2 separate regions of the Mus musculus genome follow, and region 2 is linked to region 1. The links are chromatin loops, found by intact Hi-C in ENCODE. Cell type or tissue: left cerebral cortex. All regions are shown on one strand. Each heading gives the region's core, and the rest is flanking DNA. Links, peaks and the distances in the headings are about the cores only. Region 1 holds the start of Igfbp3 (insulin-like growth factor binding protein 3). Region 2 has its middle 360 kb from the start of Tns3.

Region 1 (8,335 bases), core at 336-8,335:
CTCATCTCAACTGAGGTACATAGAGCATCGTCTCAGCACAGTATTCTTACGCCAGGAATGAATAACAAAGTGATATTTAACCATTCTTCATAGTCATAAAACTTTGAAATATATTTCTAAATATCATTTGTGTCAAAGACAAAAGCATAAGAGAAAATATTGAAATTTCAGTATATCAAAACTTGAATATAATTTACAATATCTCTTAGCTGGAAATTAATCTAATCTTAATTATGCATGTCAGAAAGAACAACTAAAAATTAACATTTCATTTCCCCTTTGTGAATTTTTGTTTAAGTCTATAACTGAACATTCTATTTTAGGATTATTTTATATGTAAACTATATTGCTATACATAAAAATAAAGTATGTTTTTAAAATAAAGGTAAATAAAAATTGACATTCTAGTCATCTGTCTTCAAAGCTTAAAGTACAATAAAATATATTTTTAAAAAAGGAAATAATAAAATGAGAACATAGACTAATGAAATGGCAAACGAGCAACAGAACACTAGCCTATTTCATTCCTAAAAAACTAGTTGGTCTTGGAAAAACTAATGACAGAACTTACAAACCACAAGCAAAGCTGTTCACCAGAGAAGAGGAGAGCAAAATAACGAATGCCACATAAAAGAGGCCTCAATTATAAATCCTGTCCAAGGAAGACGATAAGAAAATATCATAAGCAAATTGTATGAATGAACATAAAACTGGGTCGTAAGACTTTCGAAGAGTCTATTGATAACTTAAAATAGTCTAACAAAGAAAACTCAGAACTCAAAAGCTCCTCGGTGACTTAGGAAACATTCAAATGAGTCTAATGACTCTAGGCTTACACGCGCTCTTGCGGTCACTGATTTATTTGATGGAGCTGGGACAACTTTAATAGAAGCCAGTCAGAGAACCCCCGACTCAACACCATAGTAATAAGTTATATGGATGCCATGATGTGATTTGTGATGAGATATGAATACTCAATAAGATGCAAGAAGATGTATCCTTTACGTCCACTCTAGCAAAAGAAACGTCACATACATACACACCAAGCAATGCACTTCAAAACACTCGACCACTAAACAGACAAGCCTGGCTGGGTGACACATGCATTTAGCCAGAGCACTTGGGAAGCATAGGAAGGCAGATATCTGTGAATTCAAGGTCAGCCTGGTCAAAACAGCCAGGGATGCACAGAGAAACCCTGTCTCAAATAATAAAAGAAAAAGAAAAAGTGTGTGTGTGTGTGTGTGTGTGTGTGTGTGGTCTTAAGCAATGAGAAACATCACAGATGGGTAAATAGGAGACATGAGAACTAAACACAGTACAGAAGCTCTGGCACAATAAGATCTTGGTACTACAGGAAACCTAGTCAAATCTGAATGAAGTCATTTCAACATTGAAAATTTTTATTTGCCAGAAAGATGTAATAAGATCAGAATCAAGGATAAAATGTGCCTCCTTGTCATAGAAGAGTAAGTAAAGTGTGCATAATAAAGAATACAATGAGCTTTCACAATTACACTAAGAAGAGACATAGGCTTGGGACAGATGTGTGATCGAGGGAAAATTTTCCTTCTAGGTCAGGTTCAAGGATGAAGCCACAGGTGTGCACTATGACAAAGCAAGGCCATATGAAACTGTTGCTTTGAACGTATACTGAGCTTATAGAATGAAGCACTACTTTGAACTTACTATCAACATCCTTCTGTAACATTTTTCGTGTAACATTTCATCTATGAGGTAATTTTAGAACGAACTTTTGTTTAGGAAGGCATAAAAGACCAGAGAGAAGAAACAAAAGTGTGGCTTTTGGGGCTCTGCTCCATCCACCAAGTGTATATATGTATATGTCTGTCTGTTTATACATACGTGTCTATACATACATACGTGTGTAGGTATATGTGTATGCATGTAAGTATGCATGAATATTTGTGGAATTGATAAAACAGATTGTCAGGTCCAGCCAAAGTATGTGTCTATGTATCCATATATGTCTATGTATGTGCTTGACTTTCTCTCTTTTTTTCATTTTCCTTTCTCTCTGGCTCACAAAGAGTTAAAGAACTCCATGCCTATCACCTGGCTTGAGCCTGAGAGAAGAGTTCAGATAACTAAGCTTTTTCCCTTAATCCCCTGCTCCTATCAGCCAAGATTGTTACACAGATAACCCTCACACACACACACACACACACACACACACACACACAAAGTTGTCCTTGTTTCTAGATTCATTGGTCAAAGACAAACCTGTTAAATTTATGTCTTCGTGAAGACCAAATACATGGTCCTCCAAGGCTGGGAACAAAAAATGTGTCCAGGTTGTCATTTGAAACAAAGAGACAAGGCATATGGGCTGTGAGCTGGCACCCACTTAAGAGCAAAACTTCACATTTAAATTTGTTTAGGTGAGGAGAACACATAAATGAGCTCTGACTTCCTGCTCACCAGGCAACACGTATCTAAGAATCACTCCTAGCCACACTATTAAACCACTACATCCTATACCCAAGGCTAGGAACCTGCTTTATGTTAGAAAACCAGGAAGGGGGCACCTGAGCCAGCATTATCCTCATGTGTATTCTGAGCCATTTCCCAGCCTCTCATACTATTCTTGACATACTGACTTGCTTAACAGTTAGATGTGAAGCAGACAGGAATTGCCTTTACTTAAATGGAGGAAAATAAATGTCTGCCCCTGAGTAGGTTGCATGGATGCTGTTGTGGCTGTCTGAACAGAAAACTACTCAGGAGAAACCATCGCAGCCAGGACATTACTATACCAAGCAGAAGCACCCTTCCAGAGAGAGAGAGAAAGAGTCTCCCCAAAATGACTGTCTTTTCTACAGAACATGTCTTATCCCTTTCCCCAGAAGCCTGCCATACACCTCTGTCTTAGTCACTATTCTATTGCTGTGAAGGGACACCATGACCACAGCAACCCTAATAAAGACAAACATTTAATTGGGACTGGCTTACAGCTCAGCGGTTTAGTCCATTATTGTCATGGCAAGAAGCATGATGGGATACAGGAAAAAATGGTGTGGGAGAAGGAGCCAAGAGCTCTACATCTGGACAGACAGGTATCAGAAAAAGAGACACCGGGCCTGGCTTAAGCTTCTGAGACCTCAAAGCCCAAACCCAGTTACATACTTCTTCCAACAAGGCCACACCTACTCCAACAAGCCTATGGGACCATTTTCTTTTTTAAATTAATAATAATTTACTTTACATCCTGATTGTAGCTTCCCCTCCCTCTTTTCCTCCCAGACCCTCCCTCTCACCTCACCTCCCCAAATCTACCACTCGTCCATTTCTTCTCAGAAAAAGGGAGGCCATCTATGGATATCAACCTGCCTTAGCATATCAAGTCGCAGTAAGACTAGGAACCTCTTCTACTGAGGCTAGACACGACAAGGTAGTCCAGTGAGGGGAAAAGGATACAAAGGCAGGCAATTGTAGTCAAAGACAGCCCCTGCTCCTACCTTAAGAACACCACATTAAGACCCAGCTGTGGAGGCTTGAGAGATGGCTCAGTGGTGAAGGACATTGACTGTTCTTCCAGAGGACCTGCGTTCAAATCCCAGCATATCACAACTGACTGTAACTCTCACACAGGCATACATGCAGCTATTTTCACTCAAACCACCACAACCTCTGCCAAACCAGACAGCACTACTTCTGAAGATTCCCAACCTCTTTCCAATGCCATCTCTTCTATCCCACCTACTCCCCAGTACACTTTGCAAGGTCAACACTGTCTCTTCTAAGTGTTTCTCTATGCTCCTATGCCCCTTCTGCTGGCCTCTCTGCTCTGTGAGACTCAAATGCCAGCAATGCTGTTCTGAAGCTTGTTGTAACCTGAGTAGGTTTGTCCTTCCTCTGTTGGGATAACAACACTTGTGAGGCCCCTCTGCTCTCTCTGGCTACACAGCACATGAGCCTTTGGTCTCTGCTGACTTCCTCTGGACTGCCTGTGTCTCCTTTGTACATGGCTTAGTGGTGCTCTTCGGGTAAGTTAAGTGCAGTGCTATTAGTGGTAATGACTTTTGGCAGCTAATGGTCCCTATAAAGTCTGGACTATGTAATTCTGGGAGGTTCAGCCAGCAGATGACCTGAGGGAAGGAAAATGAAGCTTCCTGTCACCACCTGTCCCTGGAGGGAATTCTCAAGCTTTAGGCTGAGTCACACTGAGTCCTGGAAACAAAGATCTTCAGCATCACCTGCCCCTGGGAGTCTGCACCTTCTAACCAAAGGCTAGGAATGGTCAGTAGGAATGACAGCCACGCCAGTCACATTCTGAGAGATATCTGGAGCCTGCTGTCCACAGTGCTAAGGTCTTGAGGCTCTCTGCTTGCTTGGCCAGCCCTGAGCAGAAGAGGAAAGACCGATATGGTAGACAAAGGTGAGATTCCTGCCCACTCTCATTATTCACAGTTGAATGCCCAGTACCATCCCAGGGGAGCAACACATCTCTGTACATGCTACACTCATAACCACAAACACCAGTTTTAAAGTTTGACATAATTAGCCAGCATGTCAACATAAAATTACATTTTCTCCCATCCAAATCCTTCTTGAAATAATCATTTGGGTGGAGGGAAAGGGTGCCCTGAAGTTTTGTCAAAAGAAAACAGCTAAAGGTTAAAACAAAATTCCCCTCATGTCAGTGCCATGGATGTACTTGGCTGGTGCAAGATTTCATGATAAATGAGATGACAGTCGATATAAAACACTTAACCAATCCTGTGCAATCTCGAAGATGCCAGTAAACTCGGGTGGAGGCCTGGCGCTTTGGCGCCCCCTAGGAGTCCCGGGTGGAGCAAGCGCCCATTTCTCAAACTGCAAAGGAAGAATGGAAGAACTCAGTTTATTGTGAAGAGAACCAAGTTGATTTCTCTTTTCCAAGAAGCCATTCACTCTAGGCGTCCCCTGTCTCCTTGCCTGATGATAAATCTGGGTAAAAGTGCTGGACTGCTTCTGTGGGTAACATTGTATCGAACAGAGAGAAGGCCTGCCACATCTAGAATCACTTTTGATACTAAACCTTGTTCTAATTTTGGAGTCAAGGTCTCTGTGGTTATTTAAAGAACAAGTGTAACCCTAGGGGATTTTTTTCTTTCAATTTTCCAATGAAGTCAGAGGCCCTGTTCTTCAGCGTTAGTACATAGGGAAAAAAGAAGGAACAACTGGGACACTTTCTGGTAGACTGTGTTAACTCTAGCCACGACCTAAACTCTATGAGGAAGGAATAATGCAAAAACTGGGGGTGCTGTGTCTTGGCAGCTCTGGCCTTCACGGGTCTCATATTTTTTTCTTTGTAAAGGTCCAAAATTTTATCATTCTTATTTATAGTATCAAATAAGGGAGAACTAAATTTTACTAAAATTAAGACATAATTTTTTTAAAGGGGATATAAATTTGTAGAGAGAGCCACAGATACAGGGAGATGTAAAGACACACGGGTGGATGAATGTCCACTTCACCAGATAAGATATACATGATAGACGGAGGGATATGTGGGGGAAGTCGTCTTAATTTGCTTCCTGCATAAAATTGCACAGATCTCCCCAAAGACAATCTCCCCAGCCTATGGTAAACAACTCAAGAGTATCCAGGAAAGTCTCCTTCCAAGTCGGTCTCTCAAGTTCCCACCACTCATCCACGAATTGTTTTAAATAAATAAATAAACCGCGAAGTCTGTCGATTCAATTCTGGACCACCAGCGTCCTCTGTTGGTCACCTATAGGAGGAGCGTGCAGACTTTGGAGAGACTCGTACAAAAGAACTCAATAGCTGCGCTATTGCGCCTGGATTTCAAGTCAGAATGAACGGATTAGCAAGAACTCCAGTCTGCACTGGAGCACATCAGAAGTTGGTATAGGGGTCCAACGATGACTAAAACTCGTTGTGAACAGTATTCATTTTAAGGGCTGCTTGGCTACTAATCATGCATGCTTCAGTGTCTCAGTAGTTATTTTAACGCAGATGCGTCCGCTAAAAAGATTCTCCCAAACAAGAACTAGAGGAACTTCTCATCTTTAAAAAGAAAAAAACTGTCCTCACTCCTATCTGGGAAAGTGCAACGACGTATTTGAGTATTTTGAGTCCCTACCTCCTTGAAAAGCAAATCCTTTGCGCCCATAGCTGTCAGCGTGAGGTTGTGCGGTGCTGAGACTCTGGGAGCTAAAGTGGCCCGTGGTGCAGATTTAAACCTCGAGCTCTAAGGTTCTCCAGACCTCAAAGTGATCTGCGCGTTCTCGCTGGGAAATGCCTAATACAGCATACCCTACACGAGGAATTCCATTGCGGGAACTTTACAAAGTACACAGGCGCTGAATGGGTCCGGGCCAGCTTCCCAAACATAAACCATCCCTGGAAAGGCCAGCTTAGCCAGCCATCCAGGGGGAGGGGCTATAGGGTCCGGGACGCCAAATTGGCTGGGAGTCATTGAAGGAAGAGAAGACCAGAGTCCCTGGAGTGGCTGGGACTCTAGAGACGCAAGGTGGCCTGGAGCGCCTGTGGTTACCCGTGAAGAGGTGGCCCTGATACAGGGCGTGCGCACAGAGAGCAGGTGCCCGGTGAAGACGCGCGCAGCGCGCCCCCGTCCTCGTTCCCGCTTCGTCGGGAGGCGCGGGCCCCGGAGCGGAGCCTGCGCCGGCCCACCCCCCACCCTCGCCGTTCCGGGGCGTGTCCTCCGCCACCCCGGCTTCTATATATCGGCCTGCGCGCCCGGGCTGCCCAGATGCGAGCTTAGAGCGGCGACTGGGCGCTGAGGACCTGCTTGCTCGCTGCTCCCATCCCGCCGCCTCATCCCGCCGCCTCATCCCGCGTGCTCCACTCCGCTCCCCTCCACCGAGCCGTCCACCCGGCGCCATGCATCCCGCGCGCCCCGCGCTCTGGGCGGCTGCGCTCACTGCCCTCACTCTGCTCCGCGGACCGCCGGTGGCGCGAGCTGGCGCGGGCGCGGTGGGCGCGGGCCCCGTGGTGCGCTGCGAACCGTGCGACGCGCGTGCGCTGTCCCAGTGCGCGCCTCCGCCCACCGCGCCCGCGTGCACGGAGCTGGTGCGAGAGCCCGGCTGCGGCTGCTGCCTGACTTGCGCGCTGCGCGAAGGCGACGCGTGCGGCGTCTACACGGAGCGCTGTGGCACCGGCCTCCGCTGCCAGCCGCGGCCCGCGGAGCAGTACCCGCTGAGGGCGCTGCTGAATGGCCGCGGGTTCTGCGCCAACGCCAGCGCTGCAGGCAGCCTAAGCACCTACCTCCCCTCCCAACCTGCTCCAGGTAAGCTGTCCCTGCCACGTGCGCCACGCGCAACTCCCTGGGACCCGACGAGGGTGGCAGGGAGTGTATCTTCAGATGTTTGTCTTGGCTCATATTGAAGGTTGGAAAATGGACCCTGGGAGGCGGAGTGAGGCACTGAACCCATTTTTCCTCTTGCTTGGTTCTCAAAGTACAGCTTTTCTTATAAGTTGCAAAATGCGCTCTGTGAAAATAGGTAGAATTCAGTGCCAGGACGAGCGGGTAGCAAGGGAGACTGCCAGTGGACAGATCCCAGTCACTGGAGAGTCTCCTCGCTGAGCGGGGATACCCAGGTTTAGGTCTGTGTAACCCAGCTGTTGACCTGGGTTTTCATTCCTCATAAATTGGGAAGGAGCGCGTCTATCCCAGGGAAGCTTGAGTGTAGGAATCCCGGGTTGGATCCGGACCATGAAGGTATTTGCAGGCAGCCACGCTGTTGGAAACAGTACCTGTCTTGAAACATCCTATCATTTGCACGGGCTAATTGGCAACGCAGGATTGTGTCCCAATTTATCCAAAAACTAACGAGATGAAATTAAGAGCACTGGTGTCTTTGAAACTGTGAAACCTAAAGTTCAAAACTGCTCAGTGTCACCAGGAGCTGCAAAAAGGTTTGAGCCCGGTTCGGGCCCCATAGGCGCCATCCTATGCTCTGCAGCAGCGCCTTCCAGATTCAGAGACTGCATTTGGTGCAGAGGATGCAGACTCAGGCCGGTTCCCTGCCAAAGCAGAGACTAGAAATGCGAAGTACGACCCAGGAATGTTACTCTTTCTAATTCGACCTAGGTGCAGCAGCAGCAGCAGTGGGGACAGCGACAGCGCCAATGAGAAAAATGCAAACGTTTAACAGTTACCTCTCCTGCTGCAAGCCCTACCAAGCAGGCAGTCACTCTAAGGGCATCCTTCGTTCCTTTAAGGAAAAAACAAAACAAAACAGAAACATTTAAATGGATTTGGCAGCTGTTGCTCTAAATGGCCAGCATTCTTAGCTGTTGCTCTAAATGGCCAGCATTCCTAGCCAGTCTCGCTTAGTTATGTGAG
Region 2 (8,335 bases), core at 252-8,251, 1.1 Mb before region 1:
GCTGAGAGTGGAGACATTTTCCAGGTAATTTGCAGATAGTGGATCATTGGAGCTGGAGGAAGGTCAAAGGGGCTCCTGGGGATGGTGTGAGAAATGCACAGGTGCTATTACATGGGGATTAAGTGTATTCCTTTGGCTTGAGGCTGTTTCCTGCATTTAAAAATCTGTCAAGGATATAATATACACATGTCAGCAATTTATACCTCAGGGGTGAGAAATCTATGAGATCCTATTTTGAGGTGACATTTGATAGGTCCGAGGTCAGGTAGAGTTGAAGGATGGCGTTGCAGGTGGGGTGATCATGGAAACAGATGCAGGCTCAGAGTCCCTGTGCACAAGGGTTACTGGGGAAGTGCCTCTGTGAAATGCAAGACAGGAGGAAGCAGAGAGGGAAAGACAAGGTGGGGGTCGAGGGGGTGCTGAGGACTTCCATGATCTGCACAGGTCTAGATCACCCCAGTGTGAATAAGGCGATAGAGGCTTGGAAAGGGTTTACTCTGGGCCCACAACCTATCCCAGACCTCTGCAGTAACCTCAAATTGTTACTTCAGGTTTCAGGTCAGAACCCTCTGAGTGCTAACAATGCAAGATATCACAACCATGGCTACCAACAGAGATGGGGCATAAGGGTCTGGGACTTAGAACAAGTGTCACATCCACATGACAGTTTGAGATTGGGAATATGGAACTGTATGTGTGAGGAGCCTCCATCTCTGCCCCAGTGTTCATTCTTGGTTTCCTTTCACAAAAGAATAACTAATCTATAGATCTATTTAGGATCTGTCATACTGATGTCAAACATGCTCTGACATGAAGGATCCTGACAACTGTTGTGATCTGAAGTTGGTGGCTGACAAATGAAACTGTGAAATGTCTTCAAGTACTCCCAAGTATTCTACTGATGAACTGTCATGGTCCCTGTAGCACAGTGCCTTGGGGTGCTCCCATGGCCTCCTCCCTTGGGGTGCTCCCACGTTTTTGCCATCCTCCTCCTACCCCTGCCCCAAGCTCAATGGTTGGTTATTCTAAGTTTTCTATCTAACTCTCATGTGTGTGTGTGTGTGTGTTGTATGTGAGTAAATGTGTGTGTATTTGTGTGTATGTTGTATATGAGTGTAATTTTGTTTGTGTGTATATGTGTATATATTTGTATGCATGTGTGTATGTATATTTTTGTGTGTGTATGCGCATGTGTTTAGGTGTGTTTGTGTGTGTATGTATGTGTAGGTATGTGTGTATATATGTGTATATATGTGTGTATATGTGTGTATGTATGTGTATGAGTGTGTGTATTTATGTGTGTGTGCATATGTGTGTGTATGTATGTGTTTATGTGTGTGTGTAATTGTAAGGTGGAAGGAAAACCTCAGGGACTGATTCTCACCTTCCACAGTATTTGAGACAGGCTCTTTTTGTTGTACTTTTGGGTATAAAAGGCTCTCTGGCACATGAGCTTCCCGAGTTTCTATTGTCTCTGTCTCCATCTCTTGTAGAAGCACTGGGATTAAAGATTATGTGTGCTACTATCTGGCTTTTTCCATTAGTTCTGGAGATTTGAACTCAGGTCTTCATGCTTGCACATCAAGTGTTCTATCCACAGAACCATCTGCAGCCATTATTATTCTAACTGATACATTGAAATGAGAACAAATTGTATAAATTAGCAGGGTATTATGTTTTATTATATGCATGCACAGTGTAATCGGGTTAAATATAGTGATGTTCTCAAACACTTACCTCTTCTTTATGGCACAGTCATTTCTTCTGGCTCCTTGAGACGTGAAGTACTCCATCCCCATCTCTAGTGACTCTGTTGGGCAACAGCATCCCAGAACTTACTTCTATCTAGTATCTAGTAACTAGGTACTCATCACTGATCAGCCATCCCCATCCTTCTTGCTCCATGTCCACTCCTTCCTCTAGACTTTACGTAAGTACCACGTGACTTACATCATGGAGTCTAGTGAACTTGGTGTTATGTTGTAGAGTTCAGGAGCAAATGTGAAGGTCTACATTGTTGACCTGACTGGACTGGGAAGCATTTAGAAAAGTAGGAAAGGTCCACTCCAAGTGTGTCTGTATGGGGGTTCCCACATATGAGTGACTAGCCCAAATATGAATAATGGAGGGCTGTGGGGAAAACATTCCGGAATGTGGGAGGCACCATTACAAAAGCAGGGATCACACGGAACAAAAAAGCGAAGAAGAGGAAGCTTGCTACCTAGCCATCCAGTTCTTTGCTCCTTGGCCACTGTGCTGTAAGCATTGCCTGCTAAGGCCCTCCCACCATGATGGACAAGTATCTTTAAAGCTGCAAGCCAAAAGAAACCTCTCTTCTTTTGATTATTTCTCCAAGTGTTTTATAACAAGACTTAGTAGTGCATTGACTCAGAGACAGAGTATTTCATTATGAATACTTTTGATTGTAGCTGATTGAATCCAAGGATGTAGAGTTCTTGATACAGAGGGGCAAGGGCAGTCAGTGTAAAGCACATCTCTGTTTGATTGGCTCAGTATTTAAGACTGATATGTTCTAAGTGCTGGAGACACAGTGGTAGAAGTGTCTCTTGTGTCCAGTAGTTTACTCCATCCTGCGGGAACCTGACTGCCACTCATTCGATACAGAATCAACTGCATTGCTTCTGATAGTGATGAATGTAACAAGAAGAGTCAAGCTAGGTGGGTGACAGGACCCAGTGCAAGGAAGCGGTTGACAGCCTTCTTTTTGTCACACAATCAAGATGTTCCACTGGCTCACAAGACCCTCCATGATGCTTCCATTCCAACCTCCAAAGAGCCTGTCCTCTGTGAGAGGAGGGTCTAACTCTGCCAGTAATACTCACCGGTCTTTCTCAGCCTGTGTTGCCACTGAGTGTCTTCACACAGATTCTGAACTCACCCTGATTCTACATTCTATTGAGGAGGGGAAGGACCCCCGGGGGCTGCCATCATCCCCTTTCCTTTCCCTAAACTTCTCTTTATCTTCCTCACCATCCTACACCCAGCTTATTTCCCATCTGCTAACTGTCTCTACTTGATCGGAGGCAATCAGAGCCTTGAATTTGGAGTCTAACTACCTTGAGGTATATCCTTCTGAAGCTTTCTAGCTGGACAACTTTGACTTTGTAGTTTAACCTCTCTGTGCTTTAATTTACTAATTTGTGAACTAAGGACGTTTCCCTATGGAGGGACAACACAGGGAAATACATACCCCCTCCCTGCTGATTCACAGTCGGAGATAGGAATGATAGCCCCTCCAATTTCCCTGTCAATCACTGGTAAGGTCACACCCTTCTGCAGTGATATGAAGCCACCTATCCTAGTGAGAAGAGATTTTCCGACAGGTCCAGCAGATGGCAGTGTTGAAACGGCAATGTCCCATAGGTAATGATCTCTAGAGAGAGGATTTATCCAAGAAACCCCAAATAAAATGAATGTTGTCTGTTCCTTGCTGGGGAGGACTTATGTGCATGATGAAGAAGAAATGCTTTCCCCCAAGCCATTGAATGTGGACTTCTCCTAGGTTTCTGGAAAATGCTGGCAAGATGTAGCACATCCCCTCCCCAACTCCATCCAGGTCGAAGTCCTCTAGTCTCCAGTCACCTGAGGCCTCGAGGCTGATGGTCTCTGAGGTTTATTAATAGACATCTTCTCCTAGCGTATCCCATCATTTTCCTGGAAGAACGAACAAAGAGGCACGGTGTCTCTGGCTGTGGTGACAGCTGGGATTAGGCTTGTCAGGTGGGAGAGGGGTTGGCTTACTTTCTTGAGAAAGAACGGAAAACATCTGGTGTGGCTGTGCTTCTACCCAGCTGCAATGGAAGGTCAGAGGTGGAGGGGGCTCCAAGGCCATTCTTCCGGCTCATGTAGCCCTGGAGAATGGAGTCCTGCTCAGGTGCACGGATGCTGATCTCAGAGCCCCTGCCCCTGCCTGTCCGCTGCTTTTCTTGTCTCTCTCTACACACTTCATTTCACCTTTCATTCTCCCTTTCCAGATGCTGTGCTTATGGCGAGGATACCCAGGTGCAGGAGGGTTTCTTGAGAGCGGGATCACATTGCATCTTTCAAGGTAGGGACTGTGTATTCTGGGTTTCAGGCAGAGAGGCCCCCTACTTCCTGCCCTGAAAAGTAGGCCGCCTCCTGTCACTGTAGCTGCAGGGGCCGACCTAGCCTGCATCTTGTAAGAAAACACACGTTGCCTCCCTTCAGTGCATACACTGGGTACCTCAAAGTTCAGCCTTCACCCCAACTCACTCTCAGCATGCATGCTGCAAGCACAGTGGCTCTAGGTGTCCATGCTGGTCCTGCTGGCTTAACAGGAACAGTCTAAAGCCAAGCAGTATGGTGATTCTGCACTCAGCATGGGACGCTGGTCCATGCTCTGCTCGCGGTGCTTCTCAGACAGCAAACTCAAAAGCCAAGGACCCAGAAATCTCTCTCCATCTTCAGAGAATCTGTGTATGAAGTTCTGCGAGCTGTTTGCTTCTCCATCTTGGAAGGTGTTCACTCCGGTCCTTGCATGGAGCCTCTGCCCATTGTCTCCGCCACCCTAGCTTTTGCTCTTTTCTATCCAATCCAGTGATACCATCCTCATGATGGCCTCTATGTCTTTCATATCGTTGGAGTCCACTTATGTACTTTAGGAATGCCTCTTTACCTACATTAAACTCTTATACCGGGGCAATTTTTATCTTCATCCCAAGGCTCTGAGATGCCACAGTATAGGGGCACAGGCTGTAGGGGGCAGGGATGGGGGATCCTGCTATTTTTTAACTTGGTTTTGTCACATGCAATCCTTCAGCGGGAGGGGTCTCAATGACCAGATAATTCTTGTTCTCATGGTCACTGTTGCTTGTTGCTTGGTGAATCTACACAGTGAATCTTATGTATCTGTTGGATGGGCCTTAGATACTTAGATGTGCATATGAGGAGGTATCCAAATGAAACTATCATTTGAAGTGATGGTGTCATTAAAGCAGTTTCCCTAATCAGATCTCACCCAGCCTCCTAAGGGCCTGAGTGGAAAGCCTGGTTTCCTGTCTCCCAGAGGAGCTCTTGTCTCTTGTCCTCAGCCTGAGAGCTACGTGTTCATCCCTCTGGCCAGCACACTTTTGCATGTGGACTGGAAAACAGCATATGATTCTATGTGTCCCATTTGCAGGCTGCAGATAGCAGGATTTCTCAGACTTTATAAAGGTGGGAGCCAATTCTTTACATTTTGTACATGCATGAAGATTCTGTCAACTGTTTTTCGACAAGAGTTAGCATGCATGGGGAATGTGTGTGGGTTCTAAACACTACCCTAGTTTTCACAGAGGTCATTTCAATCATTGGATATTGGTGCACAGGGATGAGAGAGCTGGTTCCCATAAAGAATCTTCTACAGTTACTGAAGGATGGCTACACATATGTAAATACACATATGTAAATGGGTGTGTATACCTGTAAATGTGTGTATTTACCTAGCTAGTCTGTTGATTGTCTTTTCTGAAGAACAAACTTATACAATAAAATAAGTTGTGTCCTGACAAGGTCCTGGCCTACCATAGCTGCTTGTTCACAGTTCTTCCTTCCAGGTCCTGGATATTTGCACAATGGTCCAAAGGAGTGATGCTGGCCATGCAAGGTATATCTATGGGAAAACTGTTTCCTCCAGTAAAATGAACCAGAGGTGTCTATCAGTATGCAGAAATGTTGTTGACTTGTAATACTGATTTTTGTCTCCTGCAACTTTTCTCATCAGCTGTATCATCTCCCACCAGCTCCCTAAGAAGCTGAGATGACAGACACATTCCATCAGGCCTGGCAAAACAACACTCGACTTTCTCATGGATCCACTGTGTGTTCATTGCCCACGAATTTGCAAAAGATACTTTATATGATCCCAACCTTTAATAGTCTCAGGATTATGTTGTGGCCTAATATTTGTACTTGGGAAATATTCATATATAGTTGAGGAAAATGGCAGTGCCTGTCTGCTAGGTTCACTTGGTCTGGTGTGTGACTAATAGCCAATGTTCCTTTGTCAGTTTTCTGTCTGGATCTGTCAACTGCAGAAAGCAGGGTGTTGAATATTCCCTTGTTAGTGCTGTGCAGCCTGTCACCAAGTCCTTCAACCTAGCATTGGGTGTCCAAGCCAGTGGACAAGAGAAAGACATAAAAATCCTCTAATGGGCAAAGAATGAGTCAAATTACTCTGGTTTGTAGAGCACACCATCCTCTCTCTCTCTCTCTCTCTCTCTCTCTCTCTCTCTCTCCTTCCTTCCTTCCTTCCTTCCTTCTTTCTTACTTCATGTCTTTCTTCTAAAATGCCTTTCTCTCTTAGGTTTTCTGTTGCTATGATGAAACACTGTTAAAATCAACTTGGGGGGAAATGATTTATTTCAATTTGTAATTTGTAGCCCATCATCCTCAGAAGTTAGGGCAGGAACTCAATGTAGGAATCTGGAGACAGGAACTAACATAGAGACCATGGAGGCATGCTGCTTACTGGCTTGCTCAGTTGGTTTTCTTTTTTCCTTTTCTCCCTTTCTCTCTCTCCCTCTTTTCTTTCTTTCTTTCTTTCTTTCTTTCTTTCTTTCTTTCTTTCTTTCTTTCTTTCTTTCTTTCTTTCTTTTTTCGAGACAGGGTTTTTCTGTGTAGCCCTGGCTGTCCTGGAACTCACACTGTAGACCAGGCTGGCCTCGAACTCAGAAATCCACCTGCCTCTGCCTCCCAATTGCTGGGATTAAAGGTGTTGGTTTTCTTTTCCACCCTGGGACCACCTGCCCAGGAGGAGCATCTCCAACATCCAATTATCAGTAATGAAAATTGGCTTACCCATAGGCCAATCTGATAAAGGTATTTTAAATTGTGATTCCCTCTTCTCAGATAACTCTAGCCCATGTCAAATTGCCCTAAAAACTAGGCAGCACATTTGACCTCTTATCAGTGTAACACACACACCACTATTCAACTATAACCTTTCCTTTCTTATTCATCTCAAAGATCTTATATTAATAATAATATAACAAAATAAATGCATGAATAACTTTCAAAGTTCCAGCCTTTAAAATGTAGTCTCTTTAAAACATCCAAAGTGTCTTTTAACATTCATAGTCTCTCTAAAATATTCAAAGCGTCTCTAAAATATCTGAAGTCTCTCTAAAATCCCAAAGTCTATCTAAATCACCAAAGTCTTTAAAAGATTTCAGTATCTCAGCTATAGCTTTTTTTTTTTAATAAGTTACCCACATGGAAGATGCAGAGTGTAGTCACACTCTAATCAAAGCAAGTATCTTTTGTCTTACCAACATCTTAAACATTTCTTTCAGGAGTCTGCTGCCCAAGGGCTCCCTGAACTTATTATTCTGAGAAAGCCCTTTACTTTTTTTGCATATTACTTGTTTTTGAGACAGGGTCTTGCTGTGTAGTCCAACTTGGCTGTGAACTCACCACAGTCCTGTTTCCATCTCCCAAATTCTGGGATTACAGGCCTGTGTCACCACACACAGTCTAAGGAAGCTCAAATTTCTCTTTCCATTTTTAAGAACATCTACCCAGCATGCTGTAGGTTGATGTTTCTCTTCCCCTTTCTGTATTTTAAATAAATTTCACTTGTTTGTTTCTGTCATCACTAAAAAGAAATACTTTTATTTATTTATTTTTTTATAGGTAAGAGGTTTCTTCCTTCCTCTTGGTTGATTTCAAGTTTTTTCCTTTATTCAATCATCTGCAGTCCGAATACGTAAATTTTTGGTAATTATTCTGCTCTTTGTTGCTGAATTTCTTAGATCTACAATTTGACTTCTGTCATTAATTTTAGAAAATCCTTAGCCATTATCACTTTAAATTTTCTTCAGATCTATTTCTTTTTCTTTTCCCTCCTGGCATGGCAATTATGCATGTGTTACTAATTTTGAAGTTGTTCCATAGTTCTAGAATGTTCCAATTTTTTCATTCAGTTTTTTCCTTCTGTATTTTGGATGAGAGACTTTCCACTGAGTTCAGGATTGTTGACTCTCCTTGGTCATATCCAGTCTTCTGGGGGAACTCCCAAGGTATTCAGAATTATCAGACTGATTCTAGTTTCTATTGTTTATTTTTAATTCTCTCTTAGGCTTTCCATCTCTTAGCTCTCCTTGCTTGCTTGGTGCACAAATATTGTAATGGCCTTACTTACAGTTACTTTAAATTCTCTATCTCATAGATGCCCAACCCATGACTTACTTGAAGTCAGTTGACTGAGTGCCTGGTTCCTTTGGATGTGTTTTTCTCCTGACTTCATTCAGTCTTGTAATTGTGTTATTGTTGTGGAGTCCAATAGAACCTATTGAGTAATCAAAATTGAGATGAA

The links. Peaks named below come from ENCODE experiments on the same cell type or tissue, not always from the same donor. Only the 100,000 strongest peaks of a DNase experiment are listed, where the experiment ranks them.
Region 2: a loop joins it to region 1, with 9 times the contacts of the local background. A loop is called at or near these places in 22 of 42 quality-filtered maps.

The regions. Positions count from the first base shown.
Region 1 is chr11:7,212,326-7,220,660 of GRCm38, reverse strand. Igfbp3 (insulin-like growth factor binding protein 3) reads left to right here and starts at 6,738. Exons shown (of 5, transcript NM_008343.2): 1 at 6,738-7,276. The coding sequence starts at 6,871. Gm36565 (a long non-coding RNA gene) reads right to left here and starts at 3,564. Exons shown (of 5, transcript XR_872239.3): 1 at 3,480-3,564. In left cerebral cortex, for the core only: CTCF peaks have their summits at 4,796 and 5,731 (motif pointing left); DNase peaks (open chromatin) are centred at 6,580, 7,089, 7,674, 7,935 and 2 more places; H3K4me3 peaks cover 2,169 bases; H3K27ac peaks cover 1,166 bases.
Region 2 is chr11:8,298,027-8,306,361 of GRCm38, reverse strand. No RefSeq gene overlaps it. Among named protein-coding and RNA genes, the nearest start is that of Tns3, 360 kb to the left of the region's middle. In left cerebral cortex, for the core only: a CTCF peak has its summit at 3,351 (motif pointing right); a DNase peak (open chromatin) is centred at 3,372.